Linked DNA regions of Homo sapiens: region 2 is linked to region 1. The links are chromatin loops, found by intact Hi-C in ENCODE. Cell type or tissue: heart left ventricle. All regions are shown on one strand.

Evidence for each region. Peaks named below come from ENCODE experiments on the same cell type or tissue, not always from the same donor. Only the 100,000 strongest peaks of a DNase experiment are listed, where the experiment ranks them.
Region 2: it touches region 1 in a loop (3-fold over the local background); 4 of 110 quality-filtered maps call a loop at or near these places.

The regions. Positions count from the first base shown.
Region 1 is chr3:30,229,224-30,237,223 of GRCh38, forward strand. No RefSeq gene overlaps it. Among named protein-coding and RNA genes, the nearest start is that of LINC01985, 290 kb to the right of the region's middle. In heart left ventricle, no CTCF peak of the experiment used is centred here; no DNase peak of the experiment used is centred here; H3K27ac peaks cover 2,501 bases.
Region 2 is chr3:30,678,589-30,686,588 of GRCh38, forward strand. All of the region lies in intron 5 of TGFBR2 (transforming growth factor beta receptor 2), which reads left to right. Among named protein-coding and RNA genes, the nearest start is that of TGFBR2, 76 kb to the left of the region's middle. In heart left ventricle, no CTCF peak of the experiment used is centred here; DNase peaks (open chromatin) are centred at 2,352, 2,933 and 3,543; H3K27ac peaks cover 5,436 bases.

The DNA of each region.
Region 1 (8,000 bases):
CATCAAAATAAAGAAAATTTATGATGAATATGGGATGCTGTAAATTTGGGATGGATAACTGGTTTCAATAGAATTAAATTATTAACAGCAAGATTACCTATTCAAATTATAAAATTATATTTATTCAAGCCTATTTATGGGGATATTCATGAAATATGGAATTAAATATATTTTTACATAAACTAAACTAAAAACAGAAGCCTACCTATCATCAAATGGTATCTCACTGTCATATTATTGGAACATAGGTTCTAGCAGCTAAGGTATTTTTTTGTATTTATATATTAAATAATTCATAAATCTTTGTTTTGTTTTGTTTTGTTTTTGAGATGGAGTCTCGCTCTGTCACCCAGACTAGAGTGCAATGGCGTGATCTCGGCTCACTGCAACCTTCGCCTCCCAGGTTCAAGCAATTCTCCTGCTTCAGCCTCCTGAGTAGCTGGGACTACAGGCACCCGCCACCATTCCCGGCTAATTTTTGTATTTTTGGTAGAGACAGGGTTTCATCATATTGGCCAGGCTGGTCTCGAACTCTTGACCTTGTGATCCGCCCGCCTTGGCTGCCCAAAATGCTGGGATTACAGGCATGAGCCACTGCACCGGGCCTAATAATTAATAAATCTTATAAAATGTTTTAGATCAACATCTTATTCCTTGATTAATTTCTATGAATAAGAGAAAGGACTAGCATTGTTAACCATGTTTAAAACTGGAAATACCAAACCTCAGAGAGACTATGCAATTGTCCAATGTTACTATAACTTAAGTCAGCCAAGGGAACTGAAGCTAATTCCAGATGTACCAACTATTCAGTTAAAAAACAAAAACAAAAACATGAACCTAGCCCCATTAAAATGTAAGTTTTACCATTTTGTAAAAATTCACATTTTCAATAAAAGACTTACTCTCATAGATCTTTTGATATATCATTTTTGTTTAGACCAACAGTGCTGCACTCACACAAACACCTTCCCATTTCAACTTATTCATCTGAGAAGAATATCTCAACCAAAAGCCAGTCAAATTTGAAAAGGCAGAGAGAAAAGGCATAATCAAGGAAGAATTTTATATTTTGTCAATATTTTTTAAGCACTAAGGAATAGCTTTAGTTGCTGAAATAATAAAAAATAATAAATGATCACAGAGACTAAACAAGAACAGGTGATTCCTTTACTGTTTAAAGAGATCAGAAAGCAAATGGTTTCTTTGACTCAAGCAAGTCCATCTCTCACGTATGAAACTCTTAACTGTGACTACAGAGAAACATAATAAGCAAATCATCCAAGTAACAATAATCTAATCATATTCCCTTCTCCAAAATTCTACATGCCTGCCTACACACACGGAGCCCAGCTGTCTTTGAGGCGAATAAATAATACTTGAAGGTCAAGTGAAATTTTTCTATCTAGCAATGTCAGACAGAAAATAAAAGATCACTGCTCAGATGTTCCTTTATAAATGTCCCTGCTTCTCCTCATGATGCTAACAATGACCCAAATCTTTATTTCACATAGCTGTGGACATGCCAACATGGTTGTATTCTACCCTATGAGTGATTTCTTTCTTCACTTAGCTAAAGAACAAAAAAAGAGAGAAAAACATAAATCAACTAAATAATCCATCAACCATTTAATGGACATTGACGAAGTGCCTCCAACGTGCCAGGCACTGTGCTAGCATCTGGGAATAAGAGGAATAAAACCAACCTGGATGTTCTAATGGCTCAAAGTGTAGCTGAATATCCTATCAATGAAATAAACTGTGCAGCACTGTGATAAGAGTCACAGTGATACCATGAACAAGATCTAGACATGAGTGAAAAACAATCTTCCTTTGCAAAGTGAACAAAAGGTTTTCACCAAAAACTCCTTAACTCAGAGATTCAGATTTTTTCTTTTACTTTTTTTAGGTAGATAAGGAGATGGCACATTCCAGGCAAAGGGAAGAGCTGGGCACATGGATAAATGATAATATGGGGTTTTGGGGACCTATGAGCAGTTTGGGTTGACTGGATTTGGAGAAGAGAAGAAACAATGTGAAAGGCCAGAGTACAAATGGAAGGAGATGCTCCAGTAATGAAGAATCTTTAACTGCAGTCTGTGGAAGACCATGGAAAATTATAGCAGGGTGCTGGAAAAATCAGAAAATATAACATAGAGGGCCTGGGGCCCAGGTGGAGGGTGGCAGACTATGACACTTGGACCGAGGCTGTGGTAACAGGGATTTGAGTTACTAAGGATCTGGTAACTGGGTCAGAGGAGCAGGTGTTGTGGGTAACTCAACAGAACTGTTTTAATTCTTGAAAACAGTCACTCTTGCCCAGGCCATCCTTAAATTTCTGGTTTAATTCCCTCTGGTTTTTGGTTCTGAAGTATCTTACATTTTGTGGTTGGGAGAAATTTATTTGACTTAGGAGACTGAGCTATTGAGCAAGTTGAGCAAAACTTACATGAGCCACCAGAGAAATGAAATGTCCAGAACTGGCCAAAAGAGAAGCCCTGGGGCCCTGTCTTTAAAGGATTACTGCATGAATTAGTGACCAGCAGATGCTGAAAGTGAAAGTGGCATGATTGTAAATGCAGCATGAGAGTTTGGCTTGGATAGACCAGATGTTTACCAATTTGCTTTGGGAAACAAAAGCCCTAGAGAAGGGTTTGGAAAAAGCCATCAGGGACTACTAAACTGTGACAATGGTCAATTGCCTTGATAACCATCTTTCCTCTCCACAGATGTTTCCAATGATAGGAAATGCGGGAAAATAAAGGCCATTCAACTAATCAAGCCCATACTTAGCTAAGCTGGGAATAATGCACAGAGCTTTTTAAAAGCCTCTATTGTGATTCTTTGTTTCCGAAGGGGGCAGGGATTCTGGTTATTAGGTTTGATTTTAAAACCCCTCCACTGAATACCACCAGCCTTGTATTCTTGTTGAAATCTTGCACCAGGAAAACCCATCAGACCAACTTGATTAAAAGAGGGTGCTATCAACACTCATGTTAATTATTTGGACTAGTGGTGCATCATTTTGCTTTCAAGCTTCTTAGAGATATTTGCTGTTCTGTTCATGACACAATGCTTGTAATCTGGCCAGCCAGCCAGAAAACACCATTTCAAAAATTTGTGACGTAAACTTGTGGTTTAGTCCGTTTGCACACTGCTGTAAGGACATAACCGAGCCTGAGTAATTTATAATGGAAAGAGGTTTAATTAACTTACCATTCTGCAAGGCTGCGGAGGCCTCAGGAAACACAATCAAGGTGGAAGGGGAAGCAAATATGTCCTTCATCACATCGTGGCAGGAGAGAGAAGAAAGTGCAAGAGGGGAAAAGCCCCATATAAAACCATCAGACCTTCTGAGAACTCACTCATCATCACAAGCACAGCATAAGGGTAAACGCCTGCTGATTAAATTACCCACCACTCGGTCCCTCCCATGACACATGGGGATTATGGGAACTACAATTCAAGATGAGATTTGGATGGGGACACAGCTAAACCATATCAACTTGTGTCAGCTTTTACAAATACTATGTGTAACTCAGTACTAGGTGGGAGAAAGGAAAAAACAAAAAGAAACATTCTGAAAGATGAGGCCATAAATTGTAAGACTTACACTCTTACCACTACTGCTTAGTATCATCCATGGACCAGCAGATCAGTTTCACCTGGGAGCTTAGCAATGCTAATTAGTGTCTGTCACCCCAGGCCTGCTGACTCAAACTAGGCATTTTAACAAGATATTCCAGGTGATTCCTGTGCAAGTCCATTTGAGGGGCACATGGAGGGCTTTTGGGGCAAAAACTCAAGTGGTCTTTTTCTTTTAGACTTTTTTTTAATCATATGTTTTTGGTTTTTGTCTCCTTCTAAACTCGAAGCTCTTAGTATCATCATCATCATTATTATATTTTACATATGATAAAGGCAACCAGTTATACTTAGATGCAGGTAACAAAATGGTAAGTAAGAAAAGGAAATGTGAGATATAGTTGTATATGTGCTTTTTTATTCAGGCATTGAATGACAATCTCTAGAAGCAAGGCTAATGCTCCTATAATTCTGAAGTAATGATAGGTGTCAACTATATTTGGAAATGCCTGCAACAACTATAATGTTATATAAAAATATCTATGACAAAGTCATATTCTGTCAATACTACTGTGCCTTGTTGCTGCATTCATAATTAAAAGGTGTACTAAGTATGAGTTTGAGATTAGTAAAAATTAGATGTCATTTTCTTTCCAACCAAGTTAAACACTGCTGAATTCAGTCCAAGGGCCCCAGGTTAAGAACGTTTGTTCTAAGAGGCTAATGTAGGAAATTATGGGATGTGTTTTAACTTGGTCTTGCTGGAAGGTGGGTGAGGGCTCCATGAGCTGGCTCCATACAATCCTTCCTCAAGTACATGATGAAGGAAGGTGCAAGGAGGCTGATGTTCTTCCACCCCAGTAGGCTATTAAGTGCCCAAGCCCCACTCCCAACCCCTTTGGGGGTTTCTTTGTTCTGAACCATTAAAAGGTTGGGCTGAGGCAGATGGATAATCTGTAAATCCTTCATTTTCTTCATCAGATCTGTTTTCCAAACATTGCCTGATGTTATAGGAATATTTACAGAAAGGGTGTGTTTGTAGTTATTTATGTTTCACATTTATTTACTTAGAATTTTTAAAATCTCATTTTCATTTTGATTTTGTATTCCAAACCAATTAATGGTCTTGGTTGAACAACAAAAACAGACTAAAATTAAAATTATCATAAACAAGCAGTACAATAACAGCCTCATGAAAAAGGTAAAGCAAGCTGATGGTGGGACAAACATTTCACCTTCTCAGTTGATTAATTTTAGATAAATAAGGCAAAATAAACAAACAAATATAGAGCTTGGCATGTGGTATGCATGCAATAAATATTTGATGAATGAATCAAGATATCAGAAAGAAAAATATTTGAAAGGTCTTTCTCTAACAGCCACTACTCATTTTAGCTACACATAATTGACTGGAAATATTCCCATTTTAGGAAGGAATTCTTTAGAGTAAGTGCGCTGAATTTAACATTTATTCATGTTTCTTTAAGTTGTAAGACTTGATAATTTTAGTATAAACGGGTGAACCCTGGGGTCAGGAATTATCTGATGTGATGTTCAGGAAGTAGCTTTGGCACTGTCAAGCAGAAGATAATTTAAAACCACCAAAGCATTCTCATTGTTAATATTTAAAGACTTCTGGGAAATGTGCTCATTTATTTCACAATTTAAAATAAACAAGTCTTAATAGCAACCTTTGAATATCTCTTAACAAAATTATCACCAAGCACCATTAGAAATAGCTTTTTATTGTTTGTGATCTATGAACTCACTCCATAATACTAATGCTTCAATCAGTTGTGACTGAGAGTTATATTCATGACAGATGCCAGAAATGGATCAAAAGCAGATAGAAGAAGCAAGCTGCTACCACCTTGTCCTCATAACATGTGTTCAAATAAAATTTTAAAAGTTCAAGGCTATATAACTTTTGTTTCATTGAAGATATTATAAAAGTAGACTGTTCTGAAGTAATTTTTACTTTTTTCTTCCCCGTTGATCTGAAGCATGCAACCAGGATTCATGGAGTTCTTTTCTGAAATTAATAAGGTTTTTGTTTACTAAGAAGCTTGAGTCTAAAAATCCTTTCTTAAATCCATTTTTGAAAACATCTAGTGTGACCCACTACACACAATTTCTAAGCCTACATCTTGGTAGTGGGCAGAGTAGATATACTCTTGCTCTAGTCCATGACATTATTTGTTATCTGTAAATTTTAGAAGAGATTCTGTATTCATATAGTATATATATATACACACACACACACATATAATAATGTATATTCAATATAGTATACACGCTATGTATTTGTACATATATATTTAAACTATGTAAGTAAACCATATGTAAATGATAAAAATGTTTAAATTATCAGAAAGAGGTATAAAATAAATGTCCAAAATGCAAAAAGAGATTAAAAGAAGGTATGTAAAAATAAAGAAATGATTGAACAATAAGAAAAATGAATAGGTTATTTGAAAAATAAAAGAATCCAATAGAGTTTTTAGAAGTAAATAAGGTCATTAAAATATTTAAGAAAATCCATGGACAAATTAAATAGGATATTAGATTATAAAAAGTATATTATAAAAACTTCGAAGTATATTATAAAAAGTATATTATATTATAAAAACTGAAGTATATTATGAAAACTTTAATGACAAGCAATAGTTTGGTCAAGACACTTGCAACATATAATACAATTTTGGTATCTGAAATATACAAAAAATCCCTATAAACCAGTAAGAGTCCAAGAAAAGCAGGCAGAGGACATAAATAAGCAATCTCAGAGTTATTTGCTAATAAACATAAGAAAAATGTTCAATTTTACTAGAAATTAGCACTATATAATTTTTAATAAATTGTAATACATTTAACTCTTATTATACTAGTAAAAATCAAAATAGCTGACAAATACCAAGTATTGGCAAGGATGTGGAGAAATGAGAACTTTCAAACAACTCTAGTAGAAGTGTAAACTATAACAACTACACTGGAAGATAAAGGGGATACTATCCAATAATTTTAAAGATACATCTAATTATTTACCAGAAATTTCTCTGCTCCAAAGAGTAGATTGTAAGGACTAGGAACATGAACTCAGGAGAAATGATGTCTTAGTTTGAGTCTTGAGTCTGTCACCTAATAGATCTGTGTTCCTAGGCAAATTAGCCTCTCTGAGACTCAGTCTCAGCCTCTTTTCTCTAGAATACTCTCTGTCATGAGTATTAAAAGAGTTCACAGAGGACTTAGTATAATGCTTGGAATAAAATAAGCTCAGTATAAATGTTAATCATAGCCAAACGCTGTTAATAATACCTAATAAAATTTAGCTATTAGCATGTGTACACATTTTAGAAATTCTGGCAGATGCACACAGGAGACAGGAAAGGATGGTCATTGCAGCATTGTTTCCGCTAATGTTAAGTTGGAACCAACTTAAATTTCTCCCACTGTGAGAACGAATAAATAAACTGTGCTATATTTATACAGTGGAATACTACACAGCAGTTAAGGGAATAACCTAGGTCAGGATTGTATGAAACATGGCCTGCTTTTGTTAATAAAACTTAATTGGAATATAGCTATGCCCATTCATTTTAACATGTTACCTATGGCTGCTTTTGCACTGCAGTGGTGGGGTTGAATAGTTGAAGTAGAGAGTATATAGCAGGAAAAGTTTAAAATACTTACAGTCTGGCCCTAAAATTTCCATTGAATTTTTATTTTAATATTATATTTTCATTTTCATTATAATCAAAAAAAATTTTATAAAATTATAATTTGAATATGACTGACCACCTTGAACTGAATATAGACACTTGATTTTAGTGCCCACATTTGATTTTATGCTTTTAATAGCATAGGAGCCAAAAGATATGACCTTAATATTCCTTAGCTGAGAACTAAAGAACAAAGGCAATGATGAGTTTGGGCCAAATAAAGGCCAAATAAAGACAAAAGAGCTTCATGGGGTTTAAGAACAAAGATGTCGTAGAATAGAATCTCTACCCTGATTACATATTAGAGTCACCAGGGAGCTTTTACAACATACCAGTGCCACACAGTCCCACCCATGGCCATCCCTGGAAGAAGGACCCAAGCAAGAATATATTTTAAAACTCCACAAATGACTCTAACGCGCAGTAAGGATTGAGAGCCGCTGTTTCCGAGCAGTTAACATAGACAACTAGATGGAAGAACTGGACTTTTCAAGATACAACGTGCATGCAACATAATGTGGGCATGCTCATATAAAAAACTCTGCACTTTATAAGATGGTATTCTGCCCATGTAGGAAGGGGAGCAATTTAGCTCAACAACACAGCAGCAACTATTACATGAACAATGCTAATGTAATACTAATTTATATTACTTACGTATTTGGTATTTTTCTTTAAAATTTTTTCTTTTTAATT
Region 2 (8,000 bases), 450 kb after region 1:
TGTGTGCAGAAGGATGATGGGATGCAAGTCTCCAGTGAAAACAGCTAATCTACATGACAAGTATAGTGGATCTACCCACTGAAGGAGAGTAAGTGTGGCTGCTTGGATTTCTCGGGATGACTGCCATTGGTAATATGGATATAGCACCCCATCCTGTACTGAGAGAGTCCCTAGTTGTATTGATACTTTTTTAAGCTATGGAACATTAACCTCTCTGTTCCCAGTTGTTAATGAGCTATTGCAGAGGTGACTATTTGTTTTACTTTCTTGGATGTTAACATTACAGTACTCACTACTTGAAGAAAAATGTTCTAAGCAGCAGAAGGTCTAACTGAATGAAGTAGGATACAAGGATTAGGGACAGAAGATTTCACAGAAAACTGTGAAGTCCCACCTAGCCTGCCTTTAAGTGACTCATAAACATGGATATTAAGGCTCCAAGCTCACCTCCACGCCACATTCTCATTCTGTGTTCATCACTTCATCATGATGGATGTCTTTTAGGTCTTACCTCCAGGCTTTGTCTCATGCTATTTACTGGCACTGGAACACTTAACTAGTCTGTTTTTAACAGGCAAGTGTGGTTCAGTTGTGATAAATGCTTAGGAAGGGAAGGCAGTGAGCTCAAAGGACTGAATGCCCAGGTTGGCTACAGGGAGTGCAGTGTTATGGTCAGGGAATGAGACTTAGGTCAGCTCTTAAAGGAAGAGGAAGACTCTGGGGCATCCTTCTGAGTTACTTCTTTACTAGCCAGTCTCCCCTGAATGCAGGGGAGCACAGGGAAAACAGAGAAAGAACAGCACTACACTGGAGAAGCCTCACTTTTATCAGGTGAGAAAACATAAACAGATGATAATAGAGCTCTTCAAAAGCCAGGTGGTACAGCTTCATTTCGCACAAAATTCCACCAGGGGCCTCGGGAGATGTGTTGCAGTTAGGTGAAGAGAGTGGTCAGAGAGAAAGGCTTCTTATTGAAAGTACATTTGGTCCAGATAAAGAAAGCCATAAAGGAATAATTACCACTTCTTAAGCACTTGCTCCACACATCAACTCATTTAATCTACCAAAACTCTTTGAGGCCTGTACTGTTATTAATCCCATTTTACAATAAGAGAACTGAAGGCTCAGGAAGTGCGAAAGTTGTGGAGCCAGGAATCAAAGCCCTGTTGTCTGACTCTGTAGCTCACAGGCCTTAGTATTCCTGGTATACTGCTAGCCTGGCCAATGGAGAACGTATTTAAAATAGTAGCTATGGCCATGTACAGGTACAGGCTCACGCCTGTAATCCCAGCACTTTGGGATGCTGAGGAAGGCAGATCATGAGGTCAGGAGTTTAAGACCAGCCTGGCCAAGATGGTGAAATGCCATCTCTACTAAAAATTAAAATATTAGCCAGGCATGGTGGCGGGTGCCTGTAATCGCAGCTACTCAAGAGGCTGAGGCAGAGAATTGCTTGAACCCGGGAGGCGGAGGTTGCAGTGAGCTGAGATCGTGCCACTGCACTCTAGCCTGGGCGACAGAGCGAGACTCCATCCCCCCCGCCCCCCAAAAAAAATAGTAGCTATGATTCCTATGATCAGTATGGATACGATAGTCAGAGCTACTCTGTGCATCCTGGCAGTAGATATGAAGCCTTCCAGCAGAAGCTGAGGAGACAATCACATGTTTGAGGAACATTCAGTGATGGCCTCACTTCTCTGGGTGAATCCCTGTTAACAGAATCCAAGGCTGTTAATTTGTGTAGCAGGTCACAGTATTGATACCTTAAAATTTGAGATAACTGTTTTATCTTTATTTCCCTAAAGATATATTTATTCATTCATTCACTCAAAAAGTATTTATTGAGTACCTATTGTGTCGCAGGCATTGTTTAAAATGCCAGGGATACAGCAGTTTAAAAAGCAGTGTCTTTCTTTGAGAGACAGGAAGTCTAGTGAAGAGCCAGTATTTTAGGGACAGGTAATGAACAAAGAGATTATGTAATATAATGTTGGAGTTGGGTGGGGTGGGTGGGATGATTTTAGAAAGAAAAATAGACTTGGGGGATAGATAATGAAAGAGGCTGTCATTTCAGACATTTTAATCCTCTGAAAGAATACAAAAGAAAAAAAAAAGAAAACAAATCTTTCAGAATTGTTTGAAGTAAGAACAAGACAAGAGGAGGTGATTGGTGTGTTACTGTTCTACGAAAAAGGAGAAAAAGCTTCATGAAATCGCCATTCAGCAAGGACAGAACTGGAGATGGCTTCTCTTTTACAAAGAAATCTCTGTCCCAGGCTTTCAGTCTGTTTGGTGTTCATACAAGTGTTTGTGTGTTGTGTGGAAGGCGGGTGAAGGCGGGTGAAGGCGGTCCTGTTCAGGGCCCCCTTTGGTGAACACAGCAGGCAAAATACTCTCGTCATCCCCAGCCAAACTGGCCTGCAAGCACACTGACTTCCACATCCCTAGCATTTAGGCCTTTGAATAGAAGCTGACACGTAGCAGCCAGCTGAACAAGTATTTAATGAGGAGCAACACAACTCCAAGAAGGGCTCCTTAGTGTATTGTCAAGTTGCTGCAGCCTTGTGAGATGAAAAAAAAAAAAAAAAAAAAAGTGCAAATGAACCAAAAAGAAAGGGAAGGGGCTGGGGGAAGAAAGAGACAGAAAAAAAGGAGGCGTTGGAGAGACGGCTGAGGAGAGACCAGGATTGAAACGCTTCATTTTCCTGGATTTCAAGGGAGCACAGTCTGGAAAGCAGATATGAAAACTCGGGGGTACTGCTTTGGGGAAAACCATCAACAACTTTGCTGCCCTGTTACATTGGGACTACAGTCAAAACAGCAGCTGTGCACCAGATGCTGACTTTCCGAGGAATACCATTGCTGTCCCAGAGACCTGCCCTCTGAGGGTTGTGGAACTGGGAAGAGACAGGCAAGCGTAGTTTTCTCTTAAGAGCCTTTTGAGACAAATTAAAAGAAGCTGCGAGGGCCGGGCGGTTGCGGGTGGCTTCCATCAGTGAAAAGACTGCAGAGAGAGGTGGCGGGAGGGAGATGGAAGTAAGAGAAAGTCGTTCTCAAGCAGTGAAATAAAGAGGTTTTTTAGAAAAGATGCCGTTTGAGGCACTCAGGGAAATTCTGAGGTGTTCAGCCCCGTCTGTCTGGCTTCAGAAACAGTCTGAGGGTGAGACAAAGACTTGGTTTGATGAACTAATTCTGCTGTGTAGGCATATGTCTTGGGTGGAGTGCCTCCAACCCTGGAACAAGAATTTGAGTACTAGTAGTTTATTTGGGAAGAGATTGCAGGAAATGCCAGTAAGAGAATGAGGAAATGAGTCAGGAAAGGGAAGGAAACCAGTAAAGGATATCTTATCAAGTGGGTTACCACCATGGGCAACTGGAGTATAACTACGAGCAGAACACACACCTCAGTGTCATACCACCTGACTCAAAGGAAGCTGGGTGTTTTATCTTTCCAATTCCCATCAGTTTGCTGGAGGGCTGCTCCAGGCCGAGCTGGGAGGGTTCACTCCAGCCCTTCTGCCTGTTCCTCCTGGAGTTGGGCCAGCCTAACCGGAAGAGCCAGTGCAATGGGGTTGGGAGGTGGCGGTGCAGCTGGCCCTGCAGCATCACACTGAATAATTGTAGGGGGCATATGTGACTATTCTTATTTTGTGGATATAGGAAGTGAGGCACAAACTCTTGGCATCTCTTTTCTAAGTCCTCATATCTACTTTTTAAAGGAGTCAGGGCAAAAACAACAAATAATACTTACAATGCATATTGTTAGCTCTTCCACTTTTGAAGTGCTAAACTCAGTCATACTCTCTAAGCCTTCGCTTTTTCTCTTAGAGGCAATTCCAATTTTTTTTAAAAAGGTGGTTCTTGTTATAGGTTAGCCAGGTGTAACATTTTCTCTGGACTCAGCCCACACACTCCTGAACTTGCTTTTTATGCAGTTCTTCACAAGAGAGAGGCCCAAGGTCAAGCATCATTTGATCAAATGTGCAAAGAGGAACTGCATTAATTCTATTGCCAACTATGCCCCAATCTGATGCCTGTAGCTAAAATGAGATTCTCATCCTTACCTCACCTCCACCACCAGTCACATCTACTTCCCTAAACCCAGAAAGGACAAGTGTTTGGGTTTAATGTGGGTAAATAATACCAGCTAAGGAGAGGGCTGCTCTTTGTAATTGTTTTTTTGCATAGCTGGCTTAGAAATTACAAATAACAACCACCCAGCAGATCCCATAAGGTTCCCCTTCTCAAGGTTGTATGCTGAGGAGGGCCCCATCAAGGCAGGGAGGGACACACTTGTCACATTTGGGAAGGGCATGTTCATACCAGGGACTGCCCCAGCTGTACTTGCTCTGGTTAGGGGAGAAATCTCTGCAATGCTTGGCAGAGATGAGCAAGCATGAAAGCTTCCTAAAAAGGCAAAGGCAAATTTCTTCAGAGTAACAGTAATAAAGTGCACAATTCTAAATGCTCTTCCTGGAATCCAGTGTACTATTTGGGCCTCAGTTTTCTCAACTGTAAAATGAGGATGTTGGATCCCGTCTCTGAAGACCTTTTCAATATTCTTTGTCTGACTCATTTGAAACCCTTAAAATATGTTTAATAACTTGTGCTCTTTTTTCCTGTGTCAAAATGCATCTCACATTCCTTAAGAAGCATTTAGGGCAATGTTGCTCCAAGTGTGGTCTTTGGCAGGTGCTGGTCCTCAAACTCTCTGTTACAGATTTGCAATATAAGGACAGAAACCAAGATGTGTTTTGTGCCTTTAATAGCAGTTTGATGTTGCCACAACACTCAAGTGGGATTCATTTTTCTTGTAATTCATTTCTACTGTATTTTACCAAAGCCTTTATTCCCAATGAATTGAGGGCAAAACATCTGGGCTTTTATAAAAAATTGATTGAGAAGTGCTCATTTGCAAGTAATAAGGGAAAAATTTTAATCACTTTTAATCTCACTATTCCACCTAAGCCACTTTTGTGAAAGAAACAGTGGTTAGGAGTTGGGGAGAGATTTACATTTCTTTATACATATTTGTTTAGTCATTTCATAGTTTTAATCACATGCATTTTCCAAAATAAAAATATTTTAAGCACCATCATGAAAAATAAATAAGATACACAGTTTGGACCCAAAGATTTTGCCAAAGTGGATTAAACATCCCAGTCTCCAGCTGCCTGAAACCCTGGGGAAAAAGTTGGGAGTGTCAAAGGTCTCAGGCCATCAACTTGTTGCCAATCACCAGCTCTGTCCAGTTCCCCAGGACTGCCTGGGCTCTGTTACATGAGGTCTCATCCTAGGAACGACCATTGGTACCCACCTGGCTGGCAGAGGGCTTTCTGCTTTCTAACCTCCTCTCGCAGGGTTCAGGCTATCTCTGGCCACGATCTTCCCTTCTTCTGCTGAGTCAAAGCAAATATCTGAGGCATTCTGAGGGACACTTAGAACTGAGGAGCAATTAAGAAATGCCCTCCAGGAGGGACTGGCCTCCATGTTACATGGTCATCCTACAAGTCCTAATGGAGGCCCTGAGAATGGCATTGCCTTAATGGCCATAGTAGGAAAAATGAGCAATGTTGCCTGATCGCTGCAATTGAATATCAAAGATGTTAACTGAGAGGCACATGTATACACACTGCCAAACATTAAACCATCTTCCTACACATTGCAGGGCATGAGAAAAAAAAAAATGGAGGTTGGGAGTAGGATGTCCAAAATGAGAGAGAAGGGTAAAGAAAGAAGAATTGCAAAAATCCATAATTAGAAAGAAAAAAGCAAACATGCATTTAGCTGTTTTGGAAAATCTATGTTACATAAATAGGACATTTTTCAGAAGTTAAAGAAAGGTCAGCCTAAATCATGCACACACTGCAGATCCCCATCCGTACTCCTAATCTGAAAAACTAATATTAAAGGATTAGAGTATGACAGTTTAGGTCAAATGATGATCCTCCCTCCCCAGACTTGTCTATTTTAAGCTTAGGAGGAGGCAGAAGAGTCATAAATTCTCCCAGTGGGGCACAAGGAGCCAGTCCTTTTGCCAGCACCTTTCAGACTACCCGTGACCTCCCTTCCTTGTGAAATTACCCATAAGTCGAAGATGGGAAGCAGGCCTTGTATCCCTTGGGAATATTAGGGAGTCTCACAACTTTCCAAGATTTTAGGAAAAGTAGGAAGTAACCTATTTATAAGTCTGTTTGTTTTGGGAAGGGATTATTGCCTTTGTCTTCCTTTCTAAAATAGCATTCATTAATTTTTCTTTAAGTAAAAATATGCCCAATGCCATCTTCTCTCATTCCCCATGGAAACTTGCTTTGATCCACAGAGTACCTATAAAAAAAATTACAATAAATTGTGTAGTGTTTGTAACTAGGAAGATTAGGACTTGGAATGAATTGGCTCTGCGTTTATAGTCTCAAGGACAAAGACTTTGTCTTTGTTCTCAAGGACTATCAGCCATGAGATTGACAGCTGGGGTTTATTCTGATCCCAACATTTTCCTCCTCTGATGTTGGTCATGTCCTCCTCTGTCACTTCTGACCATGAGTATAGGGATTGTTGTTGATAGTCAGAGGAGAAAGAACTCTCTGAAATGCTTGGTAGAAAGGAAAAAGCATGAAAGCTTTCTAGAAAGGTAAAGGAGTTTCATCAGAGTAACGGTAATACAATGTGAGATTCAGAATGTTCTTCCTGGTTTAGTAATTTCACCTTCACAAGAAGGGGCTACATCAAGGCTTCCCCAGGGTAGCTTTGCAGCTACAGTCAGATTGTGCAGATTCACTGAGACAAAGGCCTAGGGAGAGAGGAGAAAGCACTTCCTTGGCGGCTGTGTTGGGCCAGCTTTACTAGAAGTGGAGTCTGACACACTTTTGTGCAATGATTTATTGAGGATAAGCTCTCATGAGAAGGAAGTAAGAGAAGCAGGAAGAGGCATGGAAGGAGTTAAGTGAACTTGTATTTCAAGAGAGGTCTAACCTCAGCTTGATCTCACTGGAAGCTCTGGAGAGTGTGAATTGCACCATAGTTACCCACCAAGAGCCAAGAGAATTGGACTGTTAAACTTCAACATTAATTTGTCATCGGCTATACGCTGCCTCTGAGAGTAAGGCGGTCATGTCCACGAATCTCTAGGATAGGCAACTCCCATTGGCCAAGGACAATCCCCCAGAAAAGGGTGAAGGTGTGAGCCCTTATGAGCCAACACCTGTGGCAGCTGTAGGCTGCTGGCCCTAGCTTGGTCAAGGGGACCTTGGCAGGCACCAACTGCAGCTGCTACATAAGCCAAAACAATTGAAGATGGAAGGTCTGTGGACTGTACCTTATCTAAGGAACAATTTATATCATATACAAATCCTATCCTTTACTATTATATGGTAGTACATATATCTCAAGGTATGGTACCAAGGGGGCATCATATTTGATTAGATTGGATTACAAGATAAATCTGAAGAGGAACATGGAGGTAGCTCAGTTCAGTATATTCATTTTATAGAAGAGAAGAAGTACATGAGAGTAAACACTTACTGGGAACCAGATCTGATTCTCAGTTTTCTCTTTTGCTTGAATTCAACCGAACTCATATTTATTAAATTCTTACTACGTATAAGGCACGATTTTAGGCACTGAGCAGATAAGTGAAAGACACCAAATTCAGCCACTGCCTTGTGCCTTAGGCATTTACAGTCTGGTTGAAGATAAGGAATGAAAGAAAAAAATAAGAGTATAAATGCTATGCAAATCACAATTCAGATCTCACCCAAGAGCAATGTGGATTAAATGCTTGGGTCCTTTGAGGCAAAAAGCATGACACACAGGAGGATAGTTTGTGGTTTGTCTTAATGTGATGGGAGGCCTTCATCCCAAATTCCCCTGTATTTAAAACTATAAAAAAGAAAATATCCTGGCAGCTCTACTATTTGGTGAAGCTGAAAAAGATAAATATTCAAGTAGAGTTCTGGAAAAGGGGAAAAAAGCAAATGAACAAAGAACAAAAACAAGCCGTC